Linked DNA regions of Homo sapiens: region 1 is linked to region 2. The links are chromatin loops, found by intact Hi-C in ENCODE. Cell type or tissue: ascending aorta. All regions are shown on one strand. Links, peaks and the distances in the headings refer to the core of each region. The heading gives the core; the rest is flanking DNA. Region 1 overlaps CASK (calcium/calmodulin dependent serine protein kinase). Region 2 overlaps CASK (calcium/calmodulin dependent serine protein kinase).

Region 1 (5,388 bases), core at 300-5,299, 100 kb before region 2:
TCCTTTTAATTCTAATTTGCAGGTTTTTATTGTTGTAAAGTATTTCAAATACCCAGGAGTTTACCAAAAATAATATAATCACGTGCCTACTACCTAGATTTAAGACATTAACATTTTGCCATATTTGCTTCAAATTTCTCCAGATATAACCATTAAGTTGGTATGTATCTTGTATATATTATCATACATGTTTTGTATCTTTATTTTATATGTATTGATCCATAAGAATGTGGTATTGTTTTCTACCAGGCGCGGTGGCTCATGCCTGTAATCCCAGCACTTTGGGAGGCTGAGGCAGGTGGATCACCCTGAGGTCAGGAGTTCGAGACCAGCCTGGCCAACATATGAAACCCCGTCTCTACTAAAAATCCAAAAAGTAGCCGGGCGTGGTGGCATGCGCCTGTAATCCCAGCTACTCGGGAGGCTGAGACAGGAGAATCACTTGAACGTGGGAGGTGGAGGTTGCAGTGAGCCAAGATCAGGCCACTGCACTCCAGCCTGGGCAATAAGAGTGAAACTCTGTCTCAAAAAAAAAAAAGAATGTGGTATTGTTTTATGTTTTTATATTTTACATAAATGATTTCATGCAGTACATACCCTTTTGCAATTTTGTGGGGTTTTTTTTACTCAACATTATATTTGAGATATACCCATGTTGATGCATGTGAGTGTAGTTCATTTCATTGCATCGCTACATGATATTCCATTTCGTGAGTAAACCAGTTCACTTCTCCATGCCTTTGCTGTTATGTCCTTATTTCCAGTTGTTTCGTATTATGAATGTTAGTTCACTGAGCATCATTACATGTTTCTTGTGTACGTATTTGAATGATTCTGTAAGATGTATACCTTGTAGATGACTTGCTGGATCACAGAATATGCATGTTCAATGTTACTTTATCAAACTGTGGCTGAAATGACCCTATTGTTTATAAACCTGTTTTAAGTAAGGTGTGGTTTTAAGACCTATTGCTAGGCTATTGAATCGTTAGCTTATCTGTTAATTTTTACTATACAGTATTTAAATTCTTTCCCTTTTTATCTAAGCAGTGATAGATAGTGGGTGATCTCATTTTTTAATTAGGATTTTATTAATTATCTTTTCATCTGTTATAGAGATTTAGGCATAAATGAATACAGTGGCAAATTATACAAGATTTTAAAATGATAAATGAACATATATTTTCTGACACATTGTCAGTTCCCAAATCATTTACTTTTAAACACACTTCAAATTAGTATCAAGTGCTTGATTTTAATAACTACTTTAGTCACTTGAGAAACTATGGCACTTTAATTATTTTGCTGTTAGAGCCATAAATTTCACTTAACTTCATAATCTATGTTAAGAGTATTAGCTTAAAAATGTATTTTGAAAAGATTTTACATACAGATTTAAAAGTTAGTACCTTGAAATGGTTTACAGTTAAGCAAATGAAATATCACAAATACAAGCAGAGCTTTGAGATCTGAGTTTTGTAAATGCTAGAACTTTGTTTCCTAATTTTTTAGTTCTTCAAAGAATTAAGAGGCTGCATTATATAATTCATTTTAGTATGTTTACCTCAAGTACTTTTAGAACTAGACTGTATTTTCACTGCCACAGATGTATCATGCAGGGAGTATCCTGGTTTAAATTCTGAAGTGCTTTCACTCCTACTTGGTTCACCTTGAAATCGTCTAAAAAGAAGTTGGCACATTATTTTGCGAATGTTACTGGACATCAGGAAATACATGACTGGATCTAAGCAACTATTGAAAGATGAGAGAACCAGCATGATCTCATTGGTTTTGTGAACAATTTCTTTCCAGTAGCAAGATGATACATTTAGCTGTGAAGAAATGTAGATGAATCGAAAGGCATGATAGGGAACAAAACATATAGTAAAAATGATAAGTACAATAAAGGAGTTACGAGCTGTAGTGGCATATTTACCAGAATTAGGAAATTTTGACCTCCTTTTAGAAATCCTCAATAGATTCTTCCCAATCTTAATATATGAAAGGATTATTAGTAAGAAAATTAGCCAGAACATTACCACAAGAATGAAGTTAAAAATGGCTTCTCCTTTTGCGTTATGCTTATCTCTGTAATGGAAACACATTGTGGAATTATGCCCTCCTTTCTTAAGTGTTAAAATAATCATAGTTAGGAATCCACCAAGAGCAAGCATCCATACTATACAACAGACATAAATACTTTGTTTGGTTGTTATTGCCTTCCGTTGCTGTATAGACCGATTAATTTTTATATAGCGATCCAAACTGATGAATCCAAGCAAAATAATGCTAATGTACATGTTCATATAAAACAGTGTTCCCACAACCTTGCACAGAATCACACCTAGTGTCCACTTGTTTTGGTTAATATGATACATTATTCGGAAAGGGAGGCAGAAGATGAGTAGGAGGTCTGCAATGGCTACGTTAAGTAGATAAATTTGAATGGAATTTCTTTTACGGTGAATACCCAGAAATACATAGAGGGCGATTATGTTCCCAACCAGTCCCACGATGAAAATAACAGAGTAGGATGTGGTTAACACAGTAGATAGCAATTTTTCATCCATGGGACAGGTAGTAACATTTGGTGTTGCTGAGAAGTTTTGTGGCGGTTGGTCGCTATGATTGGTTATAAAGCGCATTCTGTGGGAGGAGTAAGGCCAGCTGCTGACTGAAGTTGTCGTCATTGTTATGGTATGACTTCTCATTGTCTTCTGTGGAGATCAAAAAGTGAAAGTGCTAAATGACATATTCCTCATGTGTAGTTCTTATGTCTTCAGATTTTTCCTACAACGGAATGCCAAACATTGAGTCATTTGCTATTTTAATAACAGTTACTTTAACTAAAAGTGTAAATAATAGGCTGGGCTTCCCAGCACACGCCTATGGTCCTAGCTACTCGGGAGGCTACAGCAGAAGGATTGCTTGAACCCAGGAGTTCAAGGCTGTAGTGAGCTATAATTGAGCCACTGCACTCCAGCCTGGGCAACAGAACAAGACCCCATCTCTTTAAAAAAAAAAAAAAAAAAAAGACAGTGTAAATAATAAATGATTTATTTTCAGACATTGCGAGAAACTTTACTTTTATCCTACTGTATGTAGTAACATTATTGTATCATTAAACAAGCAGCACATAGTGTGGTATCTCATGGAGTTTCATGCTCTAACCTTTCCTGTGGCCATGGCCTACATTGAAGTTCTGTTTCATGTATTATATTAAAATAACTCAATTTATGAGATCATCTTCTCTTAGGGAAGTTCTTATGGGAATACAGATGGTGGTGAAGAGAAATGACAGCTCATATTTCTCAAAGATGAGCATCAGTTTCTCTAAAGGTATGTACAGCCATAAGAGAGCTGGGCCCACTGCTGGCCCTGCCCAGCTTCAGAACCACTTCCTGCCTTGACTTTTTCCCTCATATGTGGCATTCATTCATTTTGACATGTATTGCTACATGGCGTGTGACTTGTGGTGGTCTCATTCTATAAGTGGGAATAAAGAAGAGGATCCTAAATTTCTTTTCAGCCTAAGACCAAGGTAGGGGTCTTAGGGCATGCAATTAACATAATAGACTAAGAGAATACAGCACCTGCAAGGTTACACAGACTCTTGTATCACTGGACAGGAGAAAAAAGTAACCAAACAAAACCAAGTTAGCTGGCAGCTGCCAGTTAGCCACTCCTAACCTAGAAGCATAGAGTAATAACGTAGATGGGAAACAGCATGTGCAATCCAAGATTTTGAAAGTAACCTGACCAAAGCTTAAATGTGCCCTGGGTTCAATAATTTGAGACTTGCTAGAACCTTCGAAGAGATAGTGTTTGAATTCTACTTGTTTGTGGCAGCAGAGAATATTTGCAAAGCTACTTATTATTGGCCCATTGACTGCTGTAAAGAGCTTAGTCTGAGAGCTGGTCATAACAAGTAAAGAAAGCATTTCTGGAGGTCTCATCACATTCCTCTCATAGAGTGACTGCCCTATTTCTCTACAGCAGCCACTTAGCAGGGTTAACATAAAGATGCCCAGAGCAAGGTTCTCAAAATCAGACCCAACTAACTTGTGACCAAGGGCAAATAACTTAATCTTTTCTATGCCTTAGTTTTCTCATTTGTGAAAATGAAAAATGCATAAGAAGAACTTAATCCTGGCACATAGTGACTGCTTAATAAAAGTTAGCTTTAATAAACACCTTTTGATTAATCTCATTTTAGTAAATATCTCACACTTGGCTAAGTACTGTGTGGGAAAGGAAGGTGAATAAGACAGAGACCCTATTAGTAAACATTTTGGAGGAGTGGACATTCAAACCCTGACTGCTACCATGCAAAGTGGATTTGAATTACATAAATTAAGTCCCTGATTTGATCTTATACACAGAGAAAAATAGCCTTTCTTAAAGCTCTACACATAATTTGATTAAAAACAAAGCATTTTGGTAGAGGGTAACATTAAGATTTAAAATGTTGTAAAGTTGGGGAGCATTGATTCCACAGAAGAGGAACTGGCTGGTGAAGAGGAAGTTATGTAATCCCTGGTAAGAGCCTGTTTCCAGAATTCAGGAAAGTGGAGGGAGAAAGGAAGGGAGCGGGGAAGGACTGAGTCTAGTCTGTCATGTGTCTCAACTGCAGGAAGACAAATTTCAGAAAGTTTATAGAAAGGTATAGGCATGTTTCTTGTGATCTAAGATTCTGGTTTTTGTTTGTTTGTTTGTTTTGTTTTGTTTTTGAGACAGAGTTTTGCTCTTGTCACCCAGGCTAGAGTGCAATGGCGTGATCTCGGCTCACTGCAACCTCCGCCCCCTGGCTTCAAGCGATTCTCCTGCCTCAGCCTCCCGAGTAGCTGGGATTACAGGCGCCCGCCACCATGCCCGGCTAATTTTTGTATTTTTAGTAGAGATGGGGTTTCACCACGTTGGCCAGGCTGGTCTCGAACTCCTGACCTCAGGTGATCTGCCCACTTCGGCCTCCCAAAGTGCTGGAATTACAGGTGTGAGCCACTATGCCCAACCTGTGATCTAAGATTCTAAAAGGAAAGGGCAATCTAGAAAGAATGTCAGGCTACCAAAAATGAAACTGATAATGCAACCTGCATTACCAGGAAAAGGAAAAGGGTGTCTGTAGAGGAACCACCTATATTGTGTGGTTATGTAGGGAGCTCTCATAGGTTCAGGGAATTGAGGCACAAGAAGTAATGTGATTTTGAGAGCTCAAGTAGCTGAAATGACGTGAAAAACTCACCTGTGAGTAGTTATTTTGGATTTTTTTTCTTCTCTCATGTTAGAATTTAAGTTCCATTAGGATTAAGAACCAAGTCAATTTTGTTCGGCTCTCTGTACCTAATGCTTAGCATAATAAATATTATTAAATCAAAGAGGGAATTTAGT
Region 2 (5,388 bases), core at 125-5,124:
TTTAAATGTTGATCTTGATAAATACTGCACATAAACTATGAGCAAAACACAGGTTTCTATTTGATAACTAAGAAATCAGAAGATAATGTGATATAATGAGTATGATAAAAAATGAAACTTGATTTAGTGCTTTGAATGTAAATAAAAGGTGACATATTAACTGATTTTATCATCTTTATGTTTGAAAGTACAATCTCAGGAGATTTGAATTTAATATCACTACCAAGTTTATTCTGCTTCATTTGAAAACCCATGTCAAATGTAGAATGTGTTCTCTTTATGGAACTGTGGCGACACTTCCTAAGACAGAAAGATGAATGAAGCGTGTCGGTGTAGGTATGTGTGGTCATATCTGACTCAGTACCAGAGATTTGCAGAGAGCAGGCCTATCTGTGAGACAATATGAGACAGTCTGTTTCCCTTGCAGCTGTTCACATTTCCTTGTTTTGCCCTGGTGTTGTGTGTACATGTTTTTTGTTTTTTGTTTTTTTTAATAAAAAGTGCTGAATTTGGGTAATGATAATTTCATTAGAAAAAGAGAGTAAACAGTAACAGATTCATTCTTGTTTTCCCTCTAGGGATAATTTATTAACATTCTTCCTTCTCTCTTCCTCCCCCTTCACACCTCAGCTTTACAAATACACCTGATACCTTCAAATTTCAGGAAAGCAAATAGCAAAAGGAAATACATTTTGTCATTCCAATATAACTTGAATTTAAGCTTCTAGAGCAGGGATTCACAAACTATGGCCCTCAGGCCAAATCCAGCTGGCCACCTGTTTTTGTAAATAAAGTTTTATTGGAACACAGCCATGCTCATTCATTTATGGATTATTAACAGCCGCCCTCATACAACACAACAGGGTTTAGTGGCTGTGACAGAGATCATATGGCCTGCAAAGCCTAAAATATTTCCTATCTTGCCAGGATAGGATTAGGATCCTGATATTCTTTTTTTTTTTTTTTTTGAGACAGAGTCTCACTCTGTTGCCCAGGCTGGAGTGCAGTGGTGTGATCTCGGCTCACCTTAACCTCCACCTCTCGGGTTCAAGCGATCCTCCTGCCTCAGCTACCTTAGTAGCTGGGACTACAGGCATGCACCACCACACCCAGCTCATTTTTGTATTTTTAGTAGAGATGGGGTTTCATCATGTTGGCCAGGCTAGTCTCGAACTCCTCACCTCAGGTGAGAATCCTGACATTCTTTAACATGGCAAGGCTTGTAATTGAGTAGCTAATAGTTTTCAAATCATATTGAGTGTATTTTTCCCTGCAGCCTATAAATAGAATTTTTTACAGCTTTTTTCCCAAGTATTTGCCAAAGATATCTCCCTGGCACAAGGCATTGTGTATTACTGAATTCTAGTAACAAGCTGAGGAGATCTGGATGAGAGAAAGGACAGCATATCAGCAGGGCAGGGTCAGGTCCCTGCTACTCTGGCTGTATGACCCTGACCATGACAGTTCACCTGACTGGAACTCAGCTTTTGACTTTTTAAAATGGAGGAGTTGAATCATGTTGACATCTAAGATCTCCTCTTTTTTTTATTTTTATTTTTTTGGTACCCCAAACAGAGTCTCATTCTGTCACCCAGGCTGGAGTGCAGTGGCACAATCACAGCTCACTCATCCTGGGCTCAGGGAACCCTCCTACCTCCCCATCTTGAGTAGCTGGGACTACAGGCAATCACCACCACACCCAGCAAATTTTTTTATTTTTTTGTAGAGACAGAGTCTCACTATCTTGCCGAGGTTGGTCTTGAATTCCTGGGCTTAAGTGATCTTCCTACCTCGTATGGCCTCCCCAAGTGCTGGGATTACAGGCATGAACCACCACACCCAGCCCTAAGGTCTCTTTTACCTTGAAAGTTGTATAAAGTAAGTCAGACTTAAAAGATACAAAAGAAAGAATTAAATATAGTCAAAACACATTTCTTAATTTTGAGGGAAAGTTTTTAACTGCACATGCAGGATCGAAGAGAAATAATATCTGGTTCCTAAAGAAACAAGCTGAAATAAATATTCCTGGTGTGTTTATTTTATGTTACTCTGAATTTTTTTTAAATCTATTTACAATTTCTATGTACTAGTCCAAATATAATACTTATTTTTTCTAGAGGAAGCATTTCTTAAACACTACTATGTACTCAGCCTCACGCTAGGGGCTATTACCTAATGTCAGAGAACCCGAGTCTGGTCGTGGGAAAGAAAAAGAACCACTTAAACAGCATGTTCTATAATGTACCTCAGACATTCAGTTCCCTCTTGGCTGTTGATGCCCTTGGTGTGGCAGACACCCCAGTGTTGGCTCTGTCCTGAGTTGCAGACGTGTGGTTTCTGCATCGTCAGTATACTCAGCACCTGGTCTCAGAAACGTTCTCGTCCCCTGCCCCCAGGGGTTACCACATAGCTTTTTACTTCTGAGTCCTCTTGTCCTCCTGGGCAGGGCTGTATCCAGATGGCTCCAGCCAGGCTACCTTCTGCAGTGTCTCCTTGACTCATGGGAAACACACACATGCTTAACTCAACATACACTACAAGCATGGCCTGCCCCAGGCGGCCTCCAGTCATGAAAGAGGCAGGCACCAGTCTCTTTTTGCTTAGGACCCCAAATGCTACATGTCAAGCTGCCCCAAGGACTCTCTCTCACACAGAGATCCTTTCTAGTGTACCAAGGTGGGCCTATAAGTTGCTACAATTCAGCAAGCATCCCTCCAGAGAATGAGATAGTGAGCTCTTCTGGCTGGCACCTCCAGTGTCTAATGCGTGGTTCTTTTGGGGCATCTACCATCCTTCACTTTGTATGAGGGAGGGTGCAATCCCCTCTCCTTTCCTCCCGAACAAGAAGGAGAAGGGAATAATCAAATACTTGCTCTTCTTAGTCCTGTGACTCCTACAAATCCCAGACTTCTGCCTCTATAGGCAGAATGAGGGGTCCTGGGGTGAATATGGAAGGGCCATTTTGACTGCCTTTCAGCAAGCCCAGGAGAAGTGGTCTAGCAGCTTTATAGCAGGTTCAGTGCCATTTACTTCCTCTTGGCCTTAGCTTTGGGCTTTAGCTGAAAGTCCAAGACTACTGGTAAGGTCCCAAGTAACATTTTATATATTCTTTATATATGATAGAATGGGGGGTGGGTAAAGGGTAAGAAAGACAAGCTGCAGTCTTCCTTTGTTCTCAAAACCCAGCTACCTTTCATTTGCCCCAGACCTTGACAAAACTCTACCTAGATTTGAAATTTGAGTCCTGCATATCTTTGCAGGCAGCATATAATATGCAGATGACCCATGAGAATGAGAAATCCAAAAGCACTATGTTTCTAACTACTGTTTTTAAACACTTCAATGTTACATCGCATTCGAACTTTTTTCCATTGATGACTTTTTATTTACCTGCTTTGCCATATTTCTCAAATGCTTTGTATATGCTATGGATATCACTAAAGTATTTTGAGTCTCTAAGACAAAAATGTAGAAATTGGTGGGGGAAATGAAGGTTGACATATTATGCATATACATCAAGATACTTTCCAACTTCGGGTTGCCCACTGAGATCATTGCCAGTTGTTATTGCTGGGGACCAAACTACTTACTCTCTGGTCTCCAAAGGGTTGAATCCTTCATACATTTCTGGGCCTTTGGTTATACAGATTTTTGGAATTTGTGAGCTCTTTGAAGACAGAAACTCATCTTTTTCATCTCTGTATCCCTAGTACATAGAACCCCACATTTTAGTACCTAGTAAGACTTCAATAAATATTGAGTGGATGGGTATGTGGATGAACCAACAAAGGGTCACTTCTCTCTGACAGTGACAAAATGAGCCCATTCCTCACTCCCTCCTGCTTCAGTTCTTACTTGCCCTTTTGGTTGATGAGCCAGCAGCCGAGATTCACAGTGTATTCTTTGCCACATGGACACCATCCTCTCTATCCTGTGGCTGCCTTGAGAGGTGCAGTTTCTAGGACTTGAGAGCTGCAGTTTTTAGAAGAAGCAGAGCCCAATGCCCCCACCTCAGGTAGAAGCCCCACCTTTTAATTCCTTCCCATTGTATCTGCCTTTCATATTAAGCATCCCACCTCCCCCTCATCCTGCCACTACTTCCACTGAACTTTAGGTGAGTTGAATTTAATTTAAGTGATTGAACTGGATCAGACCAGACCAAAGGCGTGGAAAAAAATTTGGTCTGAGTATTTTCCTTGGAGCAGTGCCTCAAAAGAGATTCCAGGCACTTGTGTGCCACCTATGAAGTTGTATGGATAGAACAGCGGTTCTCACTTGACCACTCTGTGCCTCATTTTTCTCATCTTAAAGTGAGAATAGTAGGGGTAACCAACTGCGTAGGATTGTTTGAGGTTAAGTGAATGAGTATATGTTAAGAGCTTAGACTAGTAACTATCATCTAGTAAGTGCTCAATAAAAGTAATATTGTTGCTATTAGTAGTAGTACTATTAGTACTCTCAAAAGTTAGCACTGGACATAAGATTTTCAAATACCTAAGGAGTTTATTAAAGCACAGATTTCTGGACCTCCTTCTTAAATTCTGATGTTGTAGGTCTGGAGGGGGGTCCAGGAATCTATGTTCCATAAGTACTACATCTGATTCGGCCACACGTTCTTAAGAAATTACAGATATAAGACCTAAGGAACTGTATATGACATAGTAAGACCAGGTCAAAAATTATCTCCAATTTGGGGAGTTGTGGGATTATTTTTTCTTTGTGAGAAAAATTGATGTGCATTTATTAAATGTTTAAATAGAAACGAACCATAATCATAGTTGAAAATGTTGGAAATAATAGTCCTTGATCAAGAAAAAGGCAAAACTTACAGTTTATCATGGAATTAGACATTATAAAGTGATGGTGCTATCAACTTGTAAAGCCTCAAATTAAATTTGCTTTTTTTCTCAAACAGGTTTGAGATTTTTTTTTTTTTTTTTTCGAGACAAAGTCTTGCTCTGTCACCCAGGCTAGAGTGCAGTGATGCGATCATAGCTCACTGCAGCCTTGACCTTCTGAGTAGCTGGGAATACAGGCATATGCCACCATGCCTGGCTAATTTTTGTATTTCTTTTGCAGAGACAGGGTTTTGCCATGCTGCCCAGGCTGTTCTCCAACTCCTGGGCTCAAGCAATCTGCCTGCCTCAGCGTCCCAAAGTGCTGGAATTACAGGTGTGAGCCACTGCACCCAGCCGGGTTTGAGATTTTATAAAAATATTTTTATGTATTCACTTAGATTATTTAAACTTTGCTTGATAATATTATGACACGTCAGGGGGTGACTAAATGTGTTTTTAAAGTGTTATGTATTTTTTTAATTGTGATAGGAACACTTAACATGAGCTCTACCCTCTCAACAAATCTTAAAGTGCACAATACAGTATTGTT

The links. A loop is a pair of places that touch in the nucleus more often than their neighbours do. Peaks named below come from ENCODE experiments on the same cell type or tissue, not always from the same donor. Only the 100,000 strongest peaks of a DNase experiment are listed, where the experiment ranks them.
Region 1: it touches region 2 in a loop (2.0-fold over the local background); 2 of 110 quality-filtered maps call a loop at or near these places.

The regions. Positions count from the first base shown.
Region 1 is chrX:41,692,957-41,698,344 of GRCh38, reverse strand. The region is part of intron 5 of CASK (calcium/calmodulin dependent serine protein kinase); the gene reads left to right. GPR34 (G protein-coupled receptor 34) reads right to left here. Exons shown (of 3, transcript NM_001097579.2): 3 at 1,070-2,790. The coding sequence starts at 2,711. The coding sequence ends at 1,566. Among named protein-coding and RNA genes, the nearest start is that of GPR34, 6.7 kb to the right of the region's middle. In ascending aorta, for the core only: no CTCF peak of the experiment used is centred there; no DNase peak of the experiment used is centred there; H3K27ac peaks cover 1,374 bases.
Region 2 is chrX:41,591,775-41,597,162 of GRCh38, reverse strand. All of the region lies in intron 12 of CASK (calcium/calmodulin dependent serine protein kinase), which reads left to right. Among named protein-coding and RNA genes, the nearest start is that of CASK-AS1, 77 kb to the right of the region's middle. RefSeq lists silencers at 246-295, 336-455. In ascending aorta, for the core only: no CTCF peak of the experiment used is centred there; a DNase peak (open chromatin) is centred at 2,425; H3K27ac peaks cover 1,723 bases.